2 separate regions of the Homo sapiens genome follow, and region 2 is linked to region 1. A link is an interaction called in ENCODE POLR2A ChIA-PET data of the cell type or tissue named here. Cell type or tissue: Caco-2. All regions are shown on one strand. Region 1 overlaps TDRD12 (tudor domain containing 12). Region 2 has its middle 2.6 kb from the start of CHST8.

Region 1 (5,000 bases):
ATCCTTGTTAATTTTCTGTCTCGTTGATCTGTCTAATATAGACAGTGGGGTGTTAAAGTCTCCCATTTATTATTGTGTGGGAGTCTAGATCTCTTTGTAGGTCTCTTAAGAACTTGCTTTATGAATCTAGTTAGCTCTTCTTGTTGAATTGATAACCTTTACTATTATGTAATGGCCTTCTTTATGTCTTTTGATCTTTGTTGGTTTAAAGTCTGTTTTAGCAGAGGCCAGGATTGCAACCCCTGCTTTTTTTTTTGCTTTCCATTTGCTTAGTAGATCTTCCTCCATCCCTTTATTTTGGGCCTATGTGTGTCTTTGCACGTGAGATGGGTCTCCTGAATACAGCACACTGATGGGTCTTGACTCTTTATCCAATTTGCCAGTCTGTGTCTTTTAATTGGGGGCATTTAGGCCATTTACATTTAAGGTTAATATTGTATGTGTGAATTTGATCCTGTCATTATGATGCTAGCTGGTTATTTTGCCCATTAATTGATGTAGTTTCTTCATAGTGTCAATGGTCTTTACAATTTGGCATGTTTTTGCAGTGGCTGGTACCGATTGTTCCTATCCATGTTTAGTACTTCCTTCAGGAGCTCTTGGAAGGCAGGCCTGGTGGTGACAAAATCTCTCAGCATTTGTTTGTCTGTAAGGGATTTTATTTCTTCTTTACTTATGAAGCTTAATTTGGCTGGATATGAAATTCTGGGTTGAAAATTCTTTTCAAGAATGTTGAATATTGGCCCCCACTCTCTTCTGGCTTATAGTTTCTGCAGAGAGATCCACTGTTAGTCTGCTGGGCTTCCCTTTGTGGGTAACCTGACCTTTCTCTCTGGGTGCCCTTAACATTTTTGCTTTCATTTCAACCTTGTGAATCTGACAATTGTGTGTCTTGGGGTTGCTCTTCTCGAAAGTATCTTTGTAGTGTTCTCTGTATTTCCTGAATTTGAATGTTGGCCTGCCTTGCTAGGTTGGGGAAGTTCTCCTGGATAATATCCTGAAGAATGTTTTCTAACTTGGCACCATTCTCCCCGTTGCTTTCAGGTACACCAATCAAACATAGATTTGGTCTTTTCACATAGTCCCATATTTCTTGGAGGCTTTGTTCATTTCTTTTTACTCTTTTTTCTCTAATCTTGTCTTATCACTTTATTTCATTAATTTGACCTTCAATCACTGATATCCTTTCTTCCACTTGATCGAATTGGCTGTTGAAGCTTGTGCATGCATCACGAAGTTCCCGTACTGTGGTTTTCAGCTCCATCAGGTCATTTAAGCTCTTCTCTACACTGGTTATTCTAGTTAGCCATTCATCTGACCTTTTTTCAAGGTTTTTAGCTTCCTTACGATGGGTTAGAACATGCTTCTTCAGCTCAGAGAAGTTTGTTATTACTGACCTTCTGAAGCTTACTTCTGTCAACTCATCAAACTCATTCTCCATCCAGTTTTGTTCTGTTGCTGGCGAGGAGTTGTGTTCCTTTGGAGGAGAAGAGACGTTCTGGTTTTTGGAATTTTCAGCCTTTTTGCTCTGGTTTCTCCCCATCTTTGTGGTTTTATCTACCTTTGGTCTTTGATGTTGGTGAGCTACAGATGAGGTTTTGGTGTAGATGTCCTTTTTGTTGATGTTGATGCTATTCCTTTCTGTTTGGTAGTTTTCCTTCTAACAGACAGGCCCCTCAGCTGCAGCTCTGTTGGAGTTTGCTGGAGGTCCACCCCACACCCTGTTTCCCTGGGCAGAGGCTGCAGAACAGCAAATATTGCTGCCTGATCCTTCCTCTGGAAGCTTCATCCCAGAGGGACACCCACCTGTATGAGGTGTCTGTCGGCCCCTACTGGGAGATGTCTCCCAGTCAGGCTACACATGAGTCAGAGACCCACTTGAGGAGGCAGTCTGTCCATTATCAGAGCTCAGGTGCTGTGCTGGGAGAACCACTGCTCTCTTCATAGCTGTCAGGCAGGGACGTTTAAGTCTGGAGAAGCTGTCTGCTGCCTTTGGGTCAGATATGCCATGCCCCCAGAGGTGGAATCTGGAGAGGCAGTAGGCCTTGCTGAGCTGCGGTGGGCTCCACCCAGTTTGAGCTTCCCCGCTGCTTTGTTTACACTGTGAGCATAGAACCGCCTACTCAACCTCAGCAATGGTGGACACCCCTCCCCACACCAAGCTCCCGCATCCCAGGTCGATCTCAGACTGCTGTGCTAGCATCGAGCAAGGATCTGTGGGCGTGGGACCCGCCGAGCCAGGCACAGGAGGGAATCTCCTGGTCTGCTGGTTGTGAAGACTGGGAAAAGCGCAGTATTTGGGCAGGAGTATACTGCTCCTCCAGGTACAGTCAGTCATGGCTTCCCTTGGCTAGGAAAGGGAAACCTTTCCCCTTGTGCTTCCCAGGTGGGGCGACACTCCACCCTGCTTCAGCTCACCCTCCACGGGCTGCACCCACTGTCCAACCAGTCCCAGTGAGATGAACCAGGTACCTCAGTTGGAAATGCAGAAATCACCCATCTTCTGCATTGATCTTGCTGAGAGCTATAGACTGGAGCTGTTCCTATTTGGCCATCTTGAAAGTGCCTGCTCTTTTTTTAATCTCTTTGTCTTTTTGCTTTACTTTTTTTTTTCTTTTTTTTTGTTTTTTTGAAATGGAGTCTCGCTCTTTTGCCCAGGCTGGAGTGCAGTGGTGCGATGTCGGCTCACTGCAGCTTCTGCCTCCTGGGTTCAAGTGATTCTCCTGCCTCAGTCTGGGATTACAGGTGCCTGCCACCACACCTGACTGATTTTTGTATTTTTAGTAGAGACAGGGTTTCACTATATTGGCCAGGCTGGTCTCAAACTCCTGACCTCAAGTGATCTGCCTGCCTCGGCCTCCCAAAAGGCTGGGATTATAGGTGTGAGCCACCACACCCAGCCTGCTTTACTTTTTGGAATGATTTTACAATTTTGTCCTCTACTCATTTTATTGTGTTTTTTATTTCTAATATCACGTTTTTAATTTGCAAGGGTTTTCCTTTTGTTCTCTTTTCTCTTTTCTTTTTCTGACAGTGTCCTGTCCTCGTTTCACATATATGGTAGTTTCTCTCATTTCTCTAAGGAGACTAATGATTTTTGTGGGGGAGTTTTCTTCTCCCTACACTGTTTCTTTTTTTGCAGGGTGCATTACTCGGTTTTTAAGGCTGGAGGCTTTCCTTAGATGTCATGCAGTCCTTGATTGTCTGCCTGTATTTCAACGTAGAGGCCCAGTGAGCCGGTGAGGGTCTCTGAGTGTGCCAAGCCTGTGGGCTGTGGGTCTCTCTGGGGAGCGAGCTGCTGTGAGTACAGGGACCTCTGAATTCCGTCCAGATGCCCAAGGGAAGGCTTCTCCTGTCTCTGGCCCCTGGGGCTAAAGACCTGCCTGTGTCCTGGGAGCTGAGTGGGAGGCACAGGCTGGGTCTCACTGTCCTGTGTGTGCTTAGCCTCCTTCTTTTCAGTTCAGCACCTCTGTTTGCAGCTAGGCCTACAGCCCCGAGTCCTGAGAGTTCTGCTTTATCCTCTCCAGAGAATCAGCCCCTGGCCTTCCTCGGGTTGGGGTGAGTGGCCGTCTGGTGTGGAGTAGTGTAAGGTGATGCAGAGGTTCCCCCCTCTGCCACATTGCTGCAGCCAGGGAGCCTGCCCCTAATTCCTAAGCTTTCTGAAGGTTGTTCTCTGCAGATAGGGTCAGGCCTCCCGCGGCTGGCTCAGGGTCAACTGTCTTGGGGCTGTTACCAGTTTGTCCATCTGTTTTTTAGCTTCCAACATTCTGTTCTGGAATATTGTCTCTAAAACATAGCTTTTTTGAAATATGATTCATGTACCCTTTTTTCAAGTGTACAATTCAGTGATTTTTAGTGTATTCACAGAGTTTGCAACCACACAAGTAAGTGCATACCCATTAGCGGTCACCCTCCATTTTCCTCCCTCCACATCCTTTGGTAGCCAGCTGTCTGCTTTCAGTCTCTATGGGTTTGCCTGTTCAGGACATTTCATATCGATGGGCTCATACGGTGGGTGGGCCTTGGTGACGCTGGTTTCACTGCACAGTGTTTCCAAGGCTCATCTCTGCCATATCATAAACTAGCACAGCATGCCTTTTCATGACTGACTTATATTCCATTGCGTGCATGGAGTGCATTTCATGTACCCATTCATCAGCTGATAACAGTTGGATCTTGTGGCTTTTGCATTTGAAAATCCATTTACAGGGCCGGGCGCAGTGGCTCACGCCTATAATCCCAGCAGTTTGGGAAGCCGAGGCAGGCGGTTCACCTGAGGTCAGGAGTTCGAGACCAGCCTGGACAACAATGGTGAAACCCTGTCTCTACTAAAAATACAGAAATTAGCTGGGTGTGGTGGTGGATGCCTGTAGTCCCAGCTACTCAGGAGGCTGAGGCAGGAGAATCTCTTGAACCTGGGAGGCGGATGTTGCAGTCAGCTGAGATCACACCACTGTACTCCAGCCTGAGTAACAAGAGCGAAACTCCATCTCAAAAAAAAAAGAAAAAAGAAAAAACGCGTTTACAGGAATGAGGCTTTAGGAAGGAGCGCAGTTTGCCATGTGTGTAACCCACCATCTTTATCCTGGAGTCCCCGCCATGTCTGTGCCTTGTGACTTCTCTGTGACTGCCACTGGCCTTACCCATGTTGGGGTTGGGCTGGATCTAGAGGAAAGCAGTTTCAAATTTCTTCTCCTCTCAGCAGAGGTGACTGTGGACAAGTCCTATCTGGTCTTGTTTTCTCATCCATAAAATAAAGATAGTAAAGTACACTAGTGATTCCTGAGCTTGGCTGGGGCCCCTCAGATACTCTCAGGGGGACCTGGGTGGCAGGGTTGTGGCAGCACAGGTACAGGCCCTCATGTCTCATAAACCAAGCAGAACAGAACAGGCAGCAGTTGTACAGCTGAGCCTTGGGCTGTGCAGCCCCTGCTATCTCTGTCAAGGAAGAACTAAAAGAATAGCTCAACTGAGGAAACAAACACCTTTTTCTTCACATT
Region 2 (5,000 bases), 830 kb after region 1:
AAATAAAAAATTAGTTGGCCATGGTGGTGCACACCTGTGTTCCCAGCTACTCAGGAGAACGAGGTGGGAGGACCCTTTGAGCCCAGGAGTTTGAGGTTGCAGTGAGCTAGGGTCATGCCACTGCACTCCAGCCTGGGTGATAGAGTGAGATTCTGTCTCAGAAAAATAAAGTCTCCCCTTTCTTTGCAAGTTAGTCATAGTTTCTGTTGTGCACTCTCTAGAAAACCACATCTGTTCACCAACTCTCTTCTGTGTTAAGGACTGGTGTCACTTTAGCCTGCCCCAGAAAAACTTCTCTTTAAAGAGAAACTATTCCTTTTTTTTTTTTTTTTTTTTTCAGACGGAGTCTTGCTCTGTTACCCAGGCTGGAGTGCAGTGGCGCCATCTCAGCTCGCTGCAACCTCCACCTCCTGGGTTCAAGCAATTCTCCTGCCTCAGCCTCCCCAGTAGCTGGGATTATAGGCGTGCACCATCACGCCTGGCTAATTTTTGTGTTTTTAGTAGAGATGGGGTTTCACCATGTTGGCCAGGCTGGTGTTGAACTCCTGACCTTGTGATCTGCCCTTCTCTGCCTCCCAAAGTGCTGGGATTACAGGCGTGAGCCACCATACCCAGCCAAGAGAAACCATTCTTATACCCTGAGGAATGATGGTGAAATTTCGAAATTGTGACAGGTATATGGGGTTCAGGGATGCCCAGAACCCCCAGCAATGTTGCTTATGCAGGGGATACCCACCCAGGCATATTGACATCAGGAAATTTCAGACAACTCAACTCAGAAGGAAACAAAGTGACCCTCCAGCTCCTTGAAAACCCAAGAGGTGACAGAAAAGGGGAAAGGAGAGAGGAGGAAAAGGCCTGGGAAGGAACATTCATCCCATAAGGTGGCCAAGGGATACCTTGGCTGGAAATGAGTCTGGGCCACGTTCCCTGGTGAGGAACTTTTAGGAATCATGGAATTGCACAGCAGGCCTTCAGATCCTGGGCCCCCATCCCTCATCTTTCGAATGGGGAGGTCGAGGCCTGGGGAGGGAAGGCATGGCCCGGAGCCCACACAGGCCCCAGAGAGCAGCTGAGGAAGGCAGGTCCGTTCCCAGGAGGAGTCTCCCGCCTGGATGGCACTCTGATCAGCACGTCACTGGCCTGTCTGTGTGTTGAACTGACTTCAGGAAGCCTTGGGGTCACAATATTGCAGAGGCCATTACAGGGCCAGATGTTGGACGTGGAAGCAAGGCCAGGCCACGTCATACCCTGAGGTGACTAGTCTGTGGGTGGCTAAGGGCAGTCTGGTCACAGGACTCCAATTCCCAAAATGCCATGACACCCTTCACCTTTCCTCTGCAGGGACAGTCTATTGTCTCTGCATACAGGGAACAGGCTCTGAGGGGTTAGGAGACAAGTTCAAGACCCCCTAGCTGGCACCTGGGAGAGCTGAAGCAGACCTCCTGGCCCATCCCATCATTCCCTTCTTCCTCCCATGGGATGCAGGGAGACAGATGAGGTGTTCCCGACCTGCCAGTATAGATGGCTCCCAAACTCCTCTGTGGAACAAGTCTTCTTCTTCTTCTTCTTCTTCCTCGTCTTCTTCTTCTTCTTCTTCTTCTTCTTCTTCTTCTTCTTCTTCTTCTTCTTCTTCTTCTTCTTCTTCTTCTTCCTCTTCTTCTCCTCCTCCTTCTTTTTCCTCTTCTTCCTCTTCTTTTCTTCTTCTTCTTCTTCTTCCTCTTCTTCCTCTTCTTCCTCCTCTTCCTCCTCTTCCTCCTCTTCTTCCTCTTCTTCCTCTTCTCTTCTTCTTCTTCTTCTTCTTCTTCTTCTTCTTCTTCTTCTCCTTCTCCTTCTCCTTCTTCTTTTTTTTTTAATAGAGTCTCACGCTGTCACCCAGGCTGGAGTGCAGTGGCACAATCTCAGCTCACTGCAACTTCTGCCTCCCAGATTCAAGTGATTCTCCTGCCTCAGCTTCCTGAGTAGCTGGGGCTACAGGTGAGCACCACCATGCCCTGCTAACTTTTGTATTTTTAGTAGAGATGGGGTTTTGCTATGTTGGCCAGGCTGGTCTCAAACTCCTAGCCTCAAGTGATCTGCCCACCTCAGCCTCCCAAAGTGCTGGAATTACAGGCATGAGCCACCATGCCCAGCCTGTTCTGGTTCCTCTCATGGCAACAGATGGAAGGTTCAGGACTCAAGACTCAGTCTTGCCAAACACAATGTGAGACAGTCTCAGCTTCCCACTGTGCCACCTTCAGCCTCCAGCCCAAAGACGGGCAGGAACCTTCACTTGCAGGAACGGCCTGAGGAAAGGGAGCCCAGAGCCAGTGGAGGCGGGGGTCTGCCTGCGTCCCAGAGCCAAGCCCCCTCCTCTTTCCTGTATCCTTGTTGCAGCAAACAGATTGGCACCTGAACCTCTCTATTAGCCCTTCTGGGGCTTAGGCTGTGGGCGCATGGGGCCATGCACTAAAAATGTCTTTCACCTTAGTTGGGATGCAAAGAGACAAGTTTGCCACTAATCTTTCGGTGGAGACACACATATCAAAAATCGCAAGTGAGCACACAAGGCTTCCTGCAGGGAATTGCAGCCTTCCTGCTCCTCCCTCGCTGCAGAGGCTGAGCCTGACTTTCAAAAAAGGGCACGCAGCCCTTGGCAAATCTCGGAGGAAAACTCACTGCGAGTTGGTGCCAGGGGCCTCAGGCCCCCTTTGGGGATTTCCCCCATGGCCTCTCAAAACAAGAAGGAAGTCTGAGTTAAAAATGGAAAATGGAGAGAATGTCAAAGGAATGCAGCGTTATTGATTCCTAGTGGTGTCTGCCTGAATATTAGATGCAAATAAGTGCTAATAAGTACAGTTGGGAAAGCTAATGGAAAAACCATCCTTCCCAGGAGGATCGCGGCACACAGATGCACAGTGTTGCTGAGATGGCTTGGCTCGCTCCACTCACTGGTCACGGCAAAGCCTGTATAGATGCATCCCAGGGAAATAAAGCCTGTGTAGACTTGTCGCATGGAAGTACTCATGGTCCAGAGCCCCCTTTCCAGCTTTGAGGCTGGGCTCTGGAAATGGGAGCTCCTATTATCTCCCCATTGCAGTTAAGTCTCTCTTTCTCTCTCCGTGTGTGTGCATGTGTGTGTGTGTGTGCATGCATTTGCCCTCTGGAGTGTTCATGGTACTGAAGAGATTCTCTTGACCATCAGGCCTCTGTGGCAAAAGTTGTGTGCTCTGTTCCAGGCCTAACTGCAGACAGGGAGCTCATGGGCAGCTGCCCAGCCAAGCTATGGTCAGGACCTTGGGTGGCAAGAGGGGCTGCAAGTGTGGGGTAAGGGGACCACAGGGACAGGGATGGGGTCATTGCACTGTGAGCTAGTCCGGCAAGTGACTTTTTGCTCACTCCACTCTCCCCTCTCTTTGTTCCTACCTTCTCTCCTGCTCTGCTCCAACAGCTTTGGGATGTAGGATGAATAAGGGTTCCACTGCCCTGTTTTTCCTGACACTTGAGTCCCTGGCCCTTGCACTCAGCTCCTCCAATCTGCACCTGACTGAGGCGGAGGAGGGTGATTTCAGACACACACACACACACACACACACACACACATTCCCCTCATGCGTGCAGCCAGTGGAGTGTGCCTGGGTCCCAGCGCAGCCCCAGGCCTGGGTCACTCCGAGCCTAAAGTCCTGGAAAGGGAACCCCAGAACAAAGCCTATCCCAGTTTGGAATCATCACACCTGGGCCATTCTCCAGATGCGTGGAGTCCAGCAAAATGGTGGCATTTTTGCATCTCAATTCGCTCATCTGTAATACGGGAGTGATAATGTCTACTCTGTTGCTGCAAGAATTAAAGGAAGACCATGATCTCTTTGTCATGCTTCTATTTATCTTCTTATCTGTCCTGGTCTATTTTTGGATGCTCTGAGCTTACCTGGGGCATTAAGGAGGCCTCATGGCCCTGGGGCTGAGGGGCTCCCTGGCCGTCCCCAGGAGTGGCTCTGCTCTCCGCCTGGTGTCCCCCACTCTGGTCAGTCAAGACCCATGGGCCCAGCTCACTCCCCAATTCCATCACTCACTCTAGGTCAGCTGGTAGGAGTCAGGCCAACCAGCCAGCAGGTACCATTAGAGAGGAGAGAGTAAGGGTCTTTCACTTTATTAAAGGCTTCTCTGCTGTTGTTTGAAAATACTGAGTGTCCCTTCAAGACTAACAGGTGACTGTGTGCACAGTTTCCTCCAGCTCCTGTGAGAAAGCAGTTGCCCCCCTTCCCAAGGCCTGCTTGTCCCCTGCAGGCTGGGGCTGCCTCTTCTTAGGAAGAACAAGGACCCGAATCCAGGGCCCCGTGTTCCTGTCCCTACTCTGTCCCGGTGCTGTGTGGCCGTGGGCCGGTTCCACCCTCCACGCTGTTTTCCCGAGTGTGTATGAAGAGGGTCGGTTGGCCCCGCTCTCAGGCTGGTGACCCGACACAAACTTCCAGGATGAAGTCCTGAAGGGAGCACCTGTTCGCAGGGCACTTTCAGCAGAATCTAGAGCCCCAGGGATTTGAGGATGGATGCGGACACCCGGGCCTGAGGCAGCTCGCGGCCTTGACCGAATTCCACGCGAGCTGAAGCCCAGGGATATCCCAGAATCTTCCTCAGGATCAATCTTCCGCCTTTCACCGGCCCTGCGCCCCCGCAGCATCGGGTCCTGGGCGCGCGCCCCTGCCCCGCTGTGGTCAAGGCCCGCCCCGGTGACGCCTGGTCCTTTTCCCGGGTTGGCGCCGCGTGCGACCCACCGAGGCAGTGGCAGCACTGGCCGCGGTCTGGAGCCTAGCGTCAGGCCGGAGTCCGGCTCTCCTGAACCGGGAGACCGGCGCAGCCCCAGCCACGACCGCTCCCACCCCCGCGGCCGCCGGACCGCGCCCAGCAGCGACTCTTTCTGAGAGCGCTGCCAGAGGGGCCGCGGGAGCCGCAGAGCGCGCGTGGGCGCGGCGCCCGCGAGCCCCCGGGAGGGCCGAGTGCATCGCTGGAGCGATCCCCGCCCG

What was found. ChIA-PET counts read pairs that join two places held together with the same protein. Peaks named below come from ENCODE experiments on the same cell type or tissue, not always from the same donor. Only the 100,000 strongest peaks of a DNase experiment are listed, where the experiment ranks them.
Region 2: POLR2A ChIA-PET joins it to region 1 with 17 read pairs; 2 of 35 experiments call an interaction of 5 or more read pairs at or near these places.

The regions. Positions count from the first base shown.
Region 1 is chr19:32,785,510-32,790,509 of GRCh38, forward strand. All of the region lies in intron 11 of TDRD12 (tudor domain containing 12), which reads left to right. Among named protein-coding and RNA genes, the nearest start is that of TDRD12, 68 kb to the left of the region's middle. RefSeq lists an enhancer at 2,014-2,308. In Caco-2, no CTCF peak of the experiment used is centred here; a DNase peak (open chromatin) is centred at 2,032.
Region 2 is chr19:33,616,845-33,621,844 of GRCh38, forward strand. No RefSeq gene overlaps it. Among named protein-coding and RNA genes, the nearest start is that of CHST8, 2.6 kb to the right of the region's middle. RefSeq lists an enhancer at 4,070-4,814. In Caco-2, no CTCF peak of the experiment used is centred here; no DNase peak of the experiment used is centred here; H3K4me3 peaks cover 234 bases.